Regions from separate parts of the Homo sapiens genome. Here region 2 is linked to region 1. Evidence: chromatin contacts called from ENCODE Hi-C or POLR2A ChIA-PET data. All regions are on one chromosome and are shown on one strand. The core of a region is the stretch at or near the end of the contact, and the rest is flanking DNA. Distances in the headings are between cores, read along the strand shown. Region 1 holds the start of GRAMD1B (GRAM domain containing 1B). Region 2 overlaps UBASH3B (ubiquitin associated and SH3 domain containing B).

Region 1 (5,650 bases), core at 893-3,392:
TAATTTTTGTACTTTTAACAGAAATGGAGTTTCGCCATGTTGGCCAGGGTGGTCTCGAACTCCTGACCTCAAGTGATCCACACGCTTCGGCCTCCCAAAGTGCTGGGATTACAGGTGTGAGCCACTGTGCCCAGGTGTTCATTTCTTATACAAGCCTCCCCTCATCTTCCTTCTCAGCCTCTACAACCCCTTACTCTACCTATCCTTCCCCCACACCCTCCTCAACATCACCACTATTAGCTGTTACTAGACTGAGCTCACAGAAATATTCAGTAAGTACTTACTGAATTGAAATCAATGTAATTGAACAGATTTGGAGAAGGAATTCCAGGGAAAGTGATCAATGACTCAGTTGCTCCGCACAAGAACACAAATCCATTAAGAGACAGGACCCTAAAGTCTCAAAGTAAATATGTAGGATTCGTGGTACCGATGAACAAGTGAGGACTCCCTGCCCTCCACCAGGCAAGGGGCTTGGCTCAGACACAACTTCCTGAAGCAGCAGTCCTGACCAGGGCTGTGTAGAGCTGCTCTAGGGCGCCCTGCAGCAATTCTCTACGTGAGGGAAGCTCAACCTTCTCCCATTACCCAGATGCCACATTGACCTAGGCAAAAAACTAGCTGGTACAAACCACAGTCTTGTAGGTATCGATGTCTAAAGACTCTGATATGGTAGGAAATGTGACTCACTCAATGTCAATATTTCACTTCCACACAAGTGAGCCAGTTAAGGCAATCCGGTGTGGCCAAACATAAAATAAGATTGAAACGGAGTCCTGAAATATAAACCACTTAACTGTTCTCTGGCCTTTTACTATCTCCTTCTGTAGAAAGGGAGCCATAGTAATACCTACCTCAGAGAGTTTGCGTAGGGATGAAATCTGGAGGTACATGAAGTGCGCAACATAGTGGCCCGCACATGGTAAGGGCTCAATAACTATTAGCTGTTATTATTTTTATTATTTATTTCGCTGCGAGGATCAAGGGAGATGGAATGCAGCGTAAAGCCCCACGTAAACGTGTCGTGCAACATGAAGCCCCTCACCCTGAGTTGGGGAGCGGGTGGCACGCGTGGAAGCTGAATGCCACCATCCCTGGGACCAGGCGCAGCGCCCTCCAGAAGCGCCTCTGGTGACGGGCTCCTGTTCTCCCCCAGGACGTTTCCCCCAGAATGCCCCGGGGCCCTGGACGGCTCTGGAGAGGACGGGAGGGAAGGGAAGGAGACGGGCGGAACGGGGACGTACCTGCTTTCACTGCACTCCTTCCGCTCCCTCACCCTCAGCCACTTGCGGAGGAGGAAGCGTTTTCGGCGCGGGGACGCGCTGGGTGTGGAGCAGTTGGACCACGGGGTGTCCTCGTCGCTGGAGGGCGTGATCTCGATGGACGGCAGCTGCAGGAACTCCTTGCCGGGGGCCAAGACGGCGGGCAGGTCCCGGGCCAGCCCGGCCTCCAGGCTCTGCTCCTGTACGTTCTTCATGCGGCGCATCTTGAAGCGCCGGCGGCGAAGCGTGGGGGTCGACGAACTGGACCAGACCGGGCTGCCCTCGGGCGCACCCTGCGGCTCGGGCACCTGCAGGGCGGGCAGCGGCCGGTTCTCCATCATGTTGGCCGCCGGCATGGGGGCCGTCGCCTCTGCGCTCCCCCTGAGCCCTCCGCCAGCGGCCTGGTTCGCGTCTCCCTCTGGCTGTTCCCCACCCTCGGCCCCGCGGCACACTCCCCAATCCTGGGGCCGAAGGAACAAGTTCCTTTCCCGGAGCGCAGCGAGGAAGGGACGCGAGGGGACGCGGCGTAGCGCGCCGCCGCCCGGAGTCTAACTTTTCGGAGCGCGCGTCCTCCGGGCCGTCAGCCGCCGGCGAGGCCACCCGGGAGGGGCGGGAGCCGCCTGCCAGCCACTCGGCAGCCCTCCTGGGGCTCCCCTCGCGCGCCCGCTTGTTTTTCTTCCGCTGCGCTTCCTCGCTTGCTGGCGTCTTTGCCTTAGCGGGACTCGGCAGCCAGGGGCCCCAGGGGGCGGTGCAGCAAACTCTCAGCGGTTTGCGTTCAGCAGACCAGGTTGGGGAGCCGGCTTGGCGCTGCAGGGAGGTAGAGAGCGGGAGGAAGAGGCAGTGGTAGGAGGGAAAGGGAGAGAGAGACAGAGAGAGAGAGAGAGAGAGGAAGCGAGACACTGGATAAAAACAAAAAAGGAGGAGGAGGAGCGGGGGCTGGGGGCGGGGTGAGGGGGGCTATCCTGAATGGGCTAGCACTGGCAGCGACCGCTAGTGTAACTGTACACGGATTCCCTCGGGGAGGGACTCGACCTCCAAGTAAAGGCTGCTCCAATCAGCCTACTGAAATAGGATCACAAACCAAACTTTCTCAGGGCAACGATTGGCCAGGCAACTCCCATTAGTCGAACTCGGCTATTTCCTTGGGGGTGGGGGGTGCAGAGAAAGGGGAGTCAATGAATTCAGTCCTCACTCTCTCAGGCCACCCATGATACAGGGTTGAAGGAAAATGAGGAGACTTTTCAACTAGCTCTTGTCTCCTAAGAAAGGCAGTTTAAATTATTTGGGGGCGTGAGTAGTGGCACTGCAGGCCGGAGTATAGTCAGAGGAGGAAAGCAAGGTTGCTGGAGGCTGCTTCCAAAATGACAAGCTGAGAAGAGGACAGTTCTCCCGTGGCGGCGTGAGCTGAGGATACCAGACATGACATACCAAGGAAAGACAGACAACAGGGTCTGAGAGACAAAGGACACAGGACCAGTAAGGAAAATGGGGCCTGAACCCTGTACATGAGCCAGCTGCCAGTACCATAGCCGCGTCCCTAGCAAAGAATGAAATGAGGAGTCGGTGAGCACCCACAAAGCAATGCATCCAACAGAGCCCCAGGGAGTCGAGGGTACCCCCCCTTACATTGCTGAGGGCTGATTCAGTTCTGCTTCAGCCTGCCATGGACTGAGTCACAGAATCCAGTATGTCCCCATGTCATGGAACCTAGGAAGTCTGGTTCAGTCCTGGTAGCATCCCAAGATGTGCTGAACCACACTCACTCTCTAGACCCAGGCCCTAAGAGATCATCAACCCTAGAACCGATCCATCCTATTTAGGTGCTCTCTGTGGGCACTGAGTCTAACCCAGCCCAGCTCCTAGAGCAGGGCTGTAGCAGCCATTCTCCTCCTTCAACCCCAGCCCAATGCATTTGTCTCTTGGGTCAGTAACTGTTTTGTTTTGTTTTGTTTTTAAGAGACAAAGTCTCACTCTGTTGCCCAGGCTGGAGTGCAGTGGTGCAGTCATGGCTCACCGCAACCTTGAATTCCTGGGCTCAAGCTGTCCTCCCAGCTGAGCCTCCTGAGTAGCTGGGAGTACAGGTGCGCACCACCACACGCAGCTAAGTTTTATTTCTTTTTGTCGATATGAGGTCTTGCTATATTGCCCAGGCTGGTCTCAAACTCCTGGCCTCAAGTGATCTGCCCACCTTGGCCTCCCAAAGTGCTGAGATTACAGGCATGAGCCACCATGCCCAGCCTGGTCAGTAACTTTCAAAGAGATCATGAGAAGCACCCAAGAACATACCATGAAGTCCACAATCTGATCCACCCTTCTTTTCTGCCTCTCTCAGAGTCCAGTTTCCATCTGGGAGCCAATGCCCAGCTTCCGTGCCAGGACAAAAGTCACATTTCACAAGTGTCCCGAAGCTGAGGAAAATTCACATCCCTAAAGATCACAAGAATTCACTGCAAGTAAATACATCCCTGCAGTTCAGCAAGACATCAAGGATGACAGCTGGCTATGGATCTACCAAGCTCTGCAATGACACTTGTCAAGTATGGAAAAGCTCAAGGCATCCTGACATTACACAACTTTTGAGAGGCTGGGAAACCAAGGGAAATATTTCTTCCTCAGGGAGAGAGATACTGCGGCTGAAGAGCCAAGGCCAGGCCCTCCCATAAATGACTCCCTGGAATGTCAGCCCCCGTTTCTGAAATCCAGCCACTGGCCCTCTCAGGAGTGATTTGGTTTCACTCTACTTTAACTCCTGGACATAGCACAGAAAGCAGAAACCCCTTGCCATCAGGTGTCAGGCCTGCCAAGGTCACCTCTTCCGGCTCCAGGGATGCTGAGGAGATTGCACTGTAACTCCAAACTTCAGGATCGGGAGCTAAGCCAAGTTCCACAGAGTTTGTTCACTGCCTTGTACTTCCTCCAAGGACGAGTGTTTTGCAAGGGATCTGATAACTTCCCAGTTCAAGGAACCTGAGTTTTGGGCGGGCTCTTGACATAGAAGATGAGGGTCTCAGGGGCTTATGGGAAGAAAGGAAGCCAGGACACCACCATTCGCTTGGAGGCCAAAAACACAAAAGGATGGTCCACAAGACAGGGGCCAGAAGATTCTATGGGCAGCTTGGGAAGAGGGAGAAGAAACAAGGGAGGAAGCTTTAAGTTTGTTCTGGGCACTCTGAATTTAAGTGTATACCTCTTACAAGGAAGAAAAGCCACCAGCACCCTCTTCCCACACACTTCAGCCACTTTTCCCACTCACAGTAGATTCTGGAACTGAAATCCTGTGAGATTTAATTCAAGCCTTGGGCACAGCAGTGGCTAAGAGTGATCATTTACATTTCACCCGGCCTGAGGGAAAACCTCCAAGCAGGAATCTAAAATGTTTCACTTGATTGGGAAGCAGATACCCTGAGCTCTCTTAGCCTGAACGCTGTCCTTACTCACTTGCACCTGCAGTCCCTTCTTTTTTTCAAGCCATAACCCTTTTGACCGTTAAAACCCTGTTCAAAACACATCCTTCAGCCCTTTCCAGCTGTTTCTGTTGCCCATGGCTCTGGCAAGTAAGATAATAAATGAGGCACTGCTTTGAAATATGAAATGCCCTACAGCTGTGAGCCAACATTACTGTTAAGACTATAAGCTCCTTGAGAAAAGAATCAAGTTTCTCCTTCCTTTAATTCTCTCCAGTATCCTGTGCTTGTTATGTGTATGGTGACCTTTACACTTTTGGAAAGAGCTTTCATACATCACACTGTGTCTTCCCAGCGGCCTTTACAATTGATGAAAGTGGGACAGAGAGATTCAGTAGTTTATCCAAGGTCACAGATAAATGATGATGGCTAATCAATGACAAGGCCAGAATTGGAACTCATGCCTTCTGAAGCCAGTTTAGAGGCCTCCAAAAGTGTAGAGAAACAATTTCTCAAAGTAGCTGGTGCCAACATCAGAACCAAAGAGTTTTCATGCCCTGCGTCAGAATCTCAGCGATTGCACTTGCTCCCCAAGTCTCCCCACTCCCATATTTCTTCTCTCCAATATTTGGCTCTCAGCGACCGCACAGTTCTCTGTGAAACAGACCTCACCTTTGCCCCCATTCCCCGCTTCCCCAGACAGGTGGTAACCAGAACAACCCAGCCTCCCCTTTCCCCACCTGCAGCCAGGCCTCTGACTTTAAATGAAAGGAGGTCATATTACCAAGCAACTGTTGTTTATTCTCAGCTGCACAAGCTCCCTTTTCCTACAGACACAAGACACCCAACACCTGTCTATTACTTCTGGAGACTCATAAACTACTATTATTATTCAATTTCCAGGGGAAAACTTTAGTGAAACATAGTAGCTTCCAGACTAGATTTCTCCTGGGTACACATCCAAGTAAATGTGAACTGGAAGGC
Region 2 (5,917 bases), core at 3,095-5,594, 620 kb after region 1:
GAGTGAAAAATACGCCCCTCTTTCAGCCATCAGATGGCCATTTAATCAGCCATTCAGATTCTATGAATCTAAATGTAATGGAAAACACTGTAATCTGAACTCCATACTGGGGTGAAGCAATAAGCTCCTAGCTACCAATGCAGTGATGGTGAAGAGAGCCTGGGAAAATGAAACCCCCAGCTTATGCATTAAAATGTGCCAATTACTCTGGTCCATGGAGGAACAGACGCGGTATTTTAAAATCACAGGAAACAAAGTTCTGTCTGTGAATAACACTGGGGCATTACCGGATTGATGTGGCACACTTGTAGAAGCAGGAAATGCTTTCAGGCTTTCAATCCCAGATTAAAACCTTTAGTTAATTTCATTTCACCTAGTTTATTTCAAATAACTTTCTACATTAAAACAAAATTCCTCTGTACAAGAAACCATTTGCTTCTTATCTGTCAATTCCTTCCTTGCCCTTCCTTCTCCTCTCCCCATACATCATTTGTTTTAATAAGCATCAGCTTCAGATCAAAAAGAACCAGCTGCAACTTCAGGTTATATATATTAGCCTATACTTTTTGGATGTATATGAAATTGAGTAATATAGTTGTCTCTTTCTTTTATTATACATAGATGCCACATGATTTACAAATAATTTCTCAGTTGCAGTGCAAGTTTAGTTTTTTAAATAGGTAAGTGTGCAAGGGGAACTTAATGTGAATTCAGATCTTTTGGGCCATTTTGACAAGCAATTTGAAATAATGAAATTGAAATGAAAGCAGAGAAATACAATCTTTCTTGTTTTCCACCTGAATTATTCGGAAAATTATTTCAGATCTCTATCTCCTTTTGCTTATATAGACCATTGCCTAAGGCAGTGTCCATATTGGACTAAGAACAATGGATTGTAGCCCAGTCAGACAGATTTATCAGTTCGTCATACAACTAAGATAACCTAGAAGATGGAGTGGATAACCTATTCCAGACTCTATTTCATACATTACAGATACTGCCCAGAACACACTGCTACAGTTTCAAGGTGAGGTGTTCAAGCATTATTCTGAGCACTCAACGCCCATGAAAATTTGTGGTGAATCTGTTAAAGATTATGGATCTGATTAAACAGTGGATTCACTTCATTACAAATACCAGAAGAATGAATGGTAGAGCCATTACATTACTTGTAATGTGACTTTTCTCTTAAGACCTTTATTGGGAATATTCCCTCCCAACATTTTATATTAACACATCATCACAGGGTTATTTCCATACCCAGAAGCTGGGTCAGTGTTTGCGCAACGCTAGAAGAAACCATGATTGATTTGTTTCTCAAAATGTAAAATACATGACATATTTTTCTAAGTGACCTAAAAAAAATACAACTATGGGCCAGGTGTGGTGGCTCACACCTGTAATCCTAGCACTTTGGGAGACAGGGGCAGGAGGATCGCTTGAGCCCAGGAGTTCAAGACCAGTCTAAGCATTATAGTGAGACCCTGTCTCTAAAAACAAAACAAAACAACTATAATCCTTTTGCTCATTAACATATATAGCCAGCATCCTTTCATGTCCTCTTCTTTCTAGGGGTTATCAAGTTGTAGTTTCAAACGCAAGCATAGATGTATTTTTATATACCTTACGTTTTATGCATCTGAGTTTTGAAACATAGTCAATGTTACTGCAACATGTAAAGATCCATTTTACACTAACTAATGTCTCTTTAAAGGGCTGGCATTTCACTTTGCATACATCTTCTACAGAGTGAACTATACCATAGGAGACCATCATCTGTGGCCATCAACAGTCAGATAGTCACACAATTAAACAGACATTGATAACTGATGATTTGGTTTGATTGTCATTTATTTCTTTTAAATAAACTCCCTCTAAATGCAGGAAGTAAGTATAATGAGAAACCACAGAATGTGGCTCTCCAAATTTCCTCAGTAGCCCTACCTATGTATTTTAAATTATCATAGAAAAACAAACAAAACGACAGCACAAGTAGCAGTGCAGCCATGACTGTCATCATTTATATTAGTTCCCTGACTTACTATACATCCCTGGTATAATTGATGCATTTGTGGATGTTCCATTATGGTTGACACGTACTGTAAGTGTACAACAACCTGACCCTTGGTATGGTTTGCAAACATGTCCATATTGCACAGAATGAACTTCTTGCTGCAAATAATATATCTAACATACATCCTTTCAAAATGTAACATCCTTAACTAGTTAACATAGTCTAGAGTCTAGGGGCAAAGACAAGCAAATATTGATGATTTAGAAATGCAGTAGCACGTTAGGCTACAACATGGTTAATTCCAAGTCACTTCATATTTTGCAAGTTCTTTGCTCCTATGATTGAATACTTCAAACATGTATCTTATCTTTCCTCCTGAGTATCCAAAAGTGCTTTGGAGAGCAAAAGTGCTTTGTCTCCCCATTTCACAGAAGCAAGGAGGGGGGATAGGGCTGTAGCAAGAAGGGCCAGCTGCTCTAGAGAAAATGTGGCAGTACCAGGGTAAATGTTAGCATCCTTAAGCGGGTATCTTCAGCCAGCAACACTGGTGTATGGGGGCTAGTGACGGTAGGATTTCATGTGTAACCTAAGAACAACTCTCTTCAGGGCATGTTTTCTAATAATCTTAAAAGGATTCCTCAGCTTGGCTCTACCTAACTGGAAAATGGAGATAAAAAAAAAAAAATTCCATCCCCAAGCTGTCCTTTCAATGCTCCCCCAGCTGGTCTGGGCACACTCCTTCCTCTTGCACCCCTTAGAGCGGGCCAGCAGCTCCCTCTGGGAGAAATGAGGCCCCTTAGCTGTGCATACCCAGAGGGAACGAAACATTCTCTTCTGTAGCAGGTGCCCCGATTTAGGAAGACAATTCTCCAAAGCCTTGTGAGCTAGGCAAGAGTCCAGAGAGAACACATTTTTTTCCTCTGAATCAAGTCTTTCTCTCATTTACACAGTCTCATCTTAAGAACTTTAAGTGTGAAAGGAAATATGCTAAATTATTCTGAGCTGTCCACTTAGAGTGTGGTGTGGATTTTCCCACTGTTTTTAAACACACAGAAAGACACACTCCAAAAGGCCTTTCCTTCTTGTTCACTGGTGTGGTTTATTCTTGAAGCAAGGTCTCTCTCCAGTTGAAGCCCCCAGTTGGTCCATGGGTAAGAGGAAGGATTGGTGGATCTGTCAGCTGCCATATTCCAGTTTCTCCTAATTCTTCACAGGAACAAAATCCCAGATATGGGATCTGAAGTAAGAGTCGTAAAGAAAGGGGATATTAGGAGATAGGTTTAATGCTTTAACTTTTACCTAAATACAAAGATATTCATGTGGCCCTAGAGAATTGCAGTCAGAAATGGATAGTGGCTTTGTAGAAATGCATTCCCTTCAAAAATCGATAAATAAAATAAAATGGGTAAAACTGGTAACTTAGAAGAGTATTTACATTGCAAGAGGATTCATCAGAAGGATCCATTAAATGGTGACCTCCCCTAAAGTAATTAAGTCATTGTTCATAGATTGCTGCTTAATTGGGTGGCAGAAAAAGAGGACCAAAATACATAAGGCTACAATGCCAGGAGTTAATTCCCAATTGCAAGTCCAGGTAAAAAGGCAGCTCAAGGCCGGGCACAGTGGCTCACGCCTGTAATCCCAGTACTTTGGGAGGCCGAGGCGGGCGGGTCACTTGAGGTCAAGAGTTCGAGACCAGCCTGGCCAACATGGCAAACCTCATCTATACTAAAAATACAAAAAATTAGCTGGGCGTGGTGGCATGTGCCTGTAATCCCAGCTACGTGGGAGGCTGAATCAGGAGAATCGCTTGAATCCAGGAGGCAGAGGTTAAAGTGAACCGAGATTACGCCACTGTGCTCTAGCCTGGGTGACAGAGCAAGGCTCTGTCTCAAAAAAAAAAGAAAAAAGAAAAGAAAAAGTCAGCTCAAACATTTCTGAAATTATACTTGGACCCAATGGAAAATATTTTTCAATTTGAAAAAATTTGTTTCACCCGTTTTTTTTTTCTCCTTACGAGTCTCTGCAACATTCAAAGCTGAAGCTGTGCTCTCCCTCACTTCAGTTGTCACAGCAATTTTAAAACTTATTTTTGTCTGTGTCCAGAGCTGCATTTACAAACAAGACAAAATTCTCTGTCTTCCAGCACTTACAAATGAGGACAGATGCATAAATAAACTTTTCAAAAATGTGAAAAAAGATTGCAATTGAGTTTGAACCAGGTTCTCTGGCGGCAGAGAAAGGAAGTATGTAATTTGCCTGAAGGGAAGTGTGTGGGAGGCAGCTGACCAGAAAACCTCTCCCACAGGCACAGAAAGGAAGACTCCAGATGTGTGGGTCAGCCTCATGGGTTTTCTGTCTTGCTGTCTTGTTCCTGGCTTTGCCTTTTAGCCTCCTCATTTGAAACTGCTGCATGCCTCGGCCTACCTTCAAGGACCTGTGTTTGAGTTAAGCTTTCAGATGCTGTCTTTTGGACTGACCTCTATTGATCCAACCCAAGTTCCCTCAGGGAAATTCAGAGAAGGTCCCTCAGGGAAATCCAGACAATTTGCTTATAATTCCTAGCTGCTTCCTACATTTTAGCTCTTAGAAGCTAGAACTAGCTCTCATACATTGTTTTTCTAACACAAGGCTTAATAAAGTGCCCTGCACAGAGTATCACTCAATACATCTTGGTTGAGTGAAGCAATAAATGAATATTCCCAGCTCAGCATAAACACATGCTTCAAAGAACTTGGTAATCAGCCAGTCACTGTACTGACTTCAAACTACTAGCCATCACGGACCCCAAAGTACGAGAATGAATTACCTTTCGGACCATTTGTACGAAGTCCTTGGAGTTCTGAGGTGACAGGCCCTGAAGTTGGCAGGTACACGCTTCAAGGGAAGATGCGTGGGCCACAATCAGGATGTTATTTCCTGGGGGAAAATGGCAAGGTATGGGAAGACTGTTTCTATAAAGACATGGAAACTTTGCAAATACTGGAAGCTAACTAAATGCTCTGCAGGGGAGCAAACACACTCAAGAAGACAATTTGCCTAAGCAATATTTTGAAAGTGCTTTGTTACTGATAAGGCAGCTTAATCTTTTTAAAGAAAACATTTATCTTAAAATAGTTACAGATTTATGGGGCCGGGTGTGGTGGCTCATCCCTGTAATCCCAGTAATTTTGAGAGAACGAGGAGGGAGGACCACTTGAGTTCAGGAGTTTGAGACCAGCCTGAGCAACATAGTGAGACCCTGTCCCTATAGAAAATTTTTAAAAAATTAGCTGGGTGTGGTGGCCTGTGCCTGCAGTCCCAGCTACTTGGGAGGCTGATGTGGGAGGATCACTTGAGCCCAGGAGATTGAGGCTATAGTGAGCCATGATTGCATCACTGCGCTCCAGCCTGAGTGTCAGGAGCAAGACCCTGTCTCAAAAATAATAATAATAATTATGGATTTATGGGAGGGTTACATACATATACATACATACCGACAAGATCCCATGAACCCTTCATCCCATCCCCCTCCAATGGTAACATCTTACATAACTATGGTACAGTATCAAACCCAGGAAATGGACGCTGGTACAATACACACAGCGTATTCAGATTTTAGCAGGTGTGCAAGAAGTCGTTTGTGCATATGTGACGATACAGTTCATGCAATTCTATCATATGTGTAGCTTTTTGTAACACCATGACAATCAAGATACAGGACTGTTGTGTGTCCATAGGGCTGTCTGTGCAACTCCTTCTAACATAGTTTTAAGTGTTCCCACTATAGAACTATGAGCACTTGAGACTTCCTGGTTGATAGAACATGTTGTGTACCTTTATGGTAGTGAGTGGCTAATCAATGAAAACTGGAAGGTGGGAATCATTCATAATACTGTTGCTCATGGCTGCCTACTGTTTGAA

Evidence for each region. A loop is a pair of places that touch in the nucleus more often than their neighbours do. ChIA-PET counts read pairs that join two places held with the same protein, here RNA polymerase II (POLR2A). Pooled maps may share reads with other maps.
Region 2: a loop to region 1 is called in a pooled map, with 2.2 times the contacts of the local background. The contact joins the enhancer-like site here to the promoter of GRAMD1B in region 1. A Hi-C loop is called at or near these places in 1 of 50 pooled maps. POLR2A ChIA-PET finds 5 or more read pairs at or near these places in 2 of 52 experiments (B cell and activated T-cell).

Annotation. Positions count from the first base shown.
Region 1 is chr11:123,426,761-123,432,410 of GRCh38, reverse strand. GRAMD1B (GRAM domain containing 1B) reads right to left here and starts at 2,142. Exons shown (of 20, transcript NM_001387025.1): 1 at 1,245-2,142. The coding sequence starts at 1,618. It overlaps LOC124902776 (a long non-coding RNA gene), which reads left to right and starts at 1,197. Exons shown (of 2, transcript XR_007062928.1): 1 at 1,197-1,464; 2 at 3,595-5,650. RefSeq lists silencers at 1,515-1,564, 1,675-2,004.
Region 2 is chr11:122,807,083-122,812,999 of GRCh38, reverse strand. UBASH3B (ubiquitin associated and SH3 domain containing B) reads right to left here. Exons shown (of 14, transcript NM_032873.5): 13 at 4,824-4,933; 14 at 1-3,251. The coding sequence ends at 3,114. Among named protein-coding and RNA genes, the nearest start is that of CRTAM, 28 kb to the left of the region's middle. RefSeq lists an enhancer at 1-408. Within about 2 kb of position 4,344, at least 11 of the 41 ENCODE cell types and tissues checked have a DNase peak (open chromatin) inside an H3K27ac peak, as active enhancers do.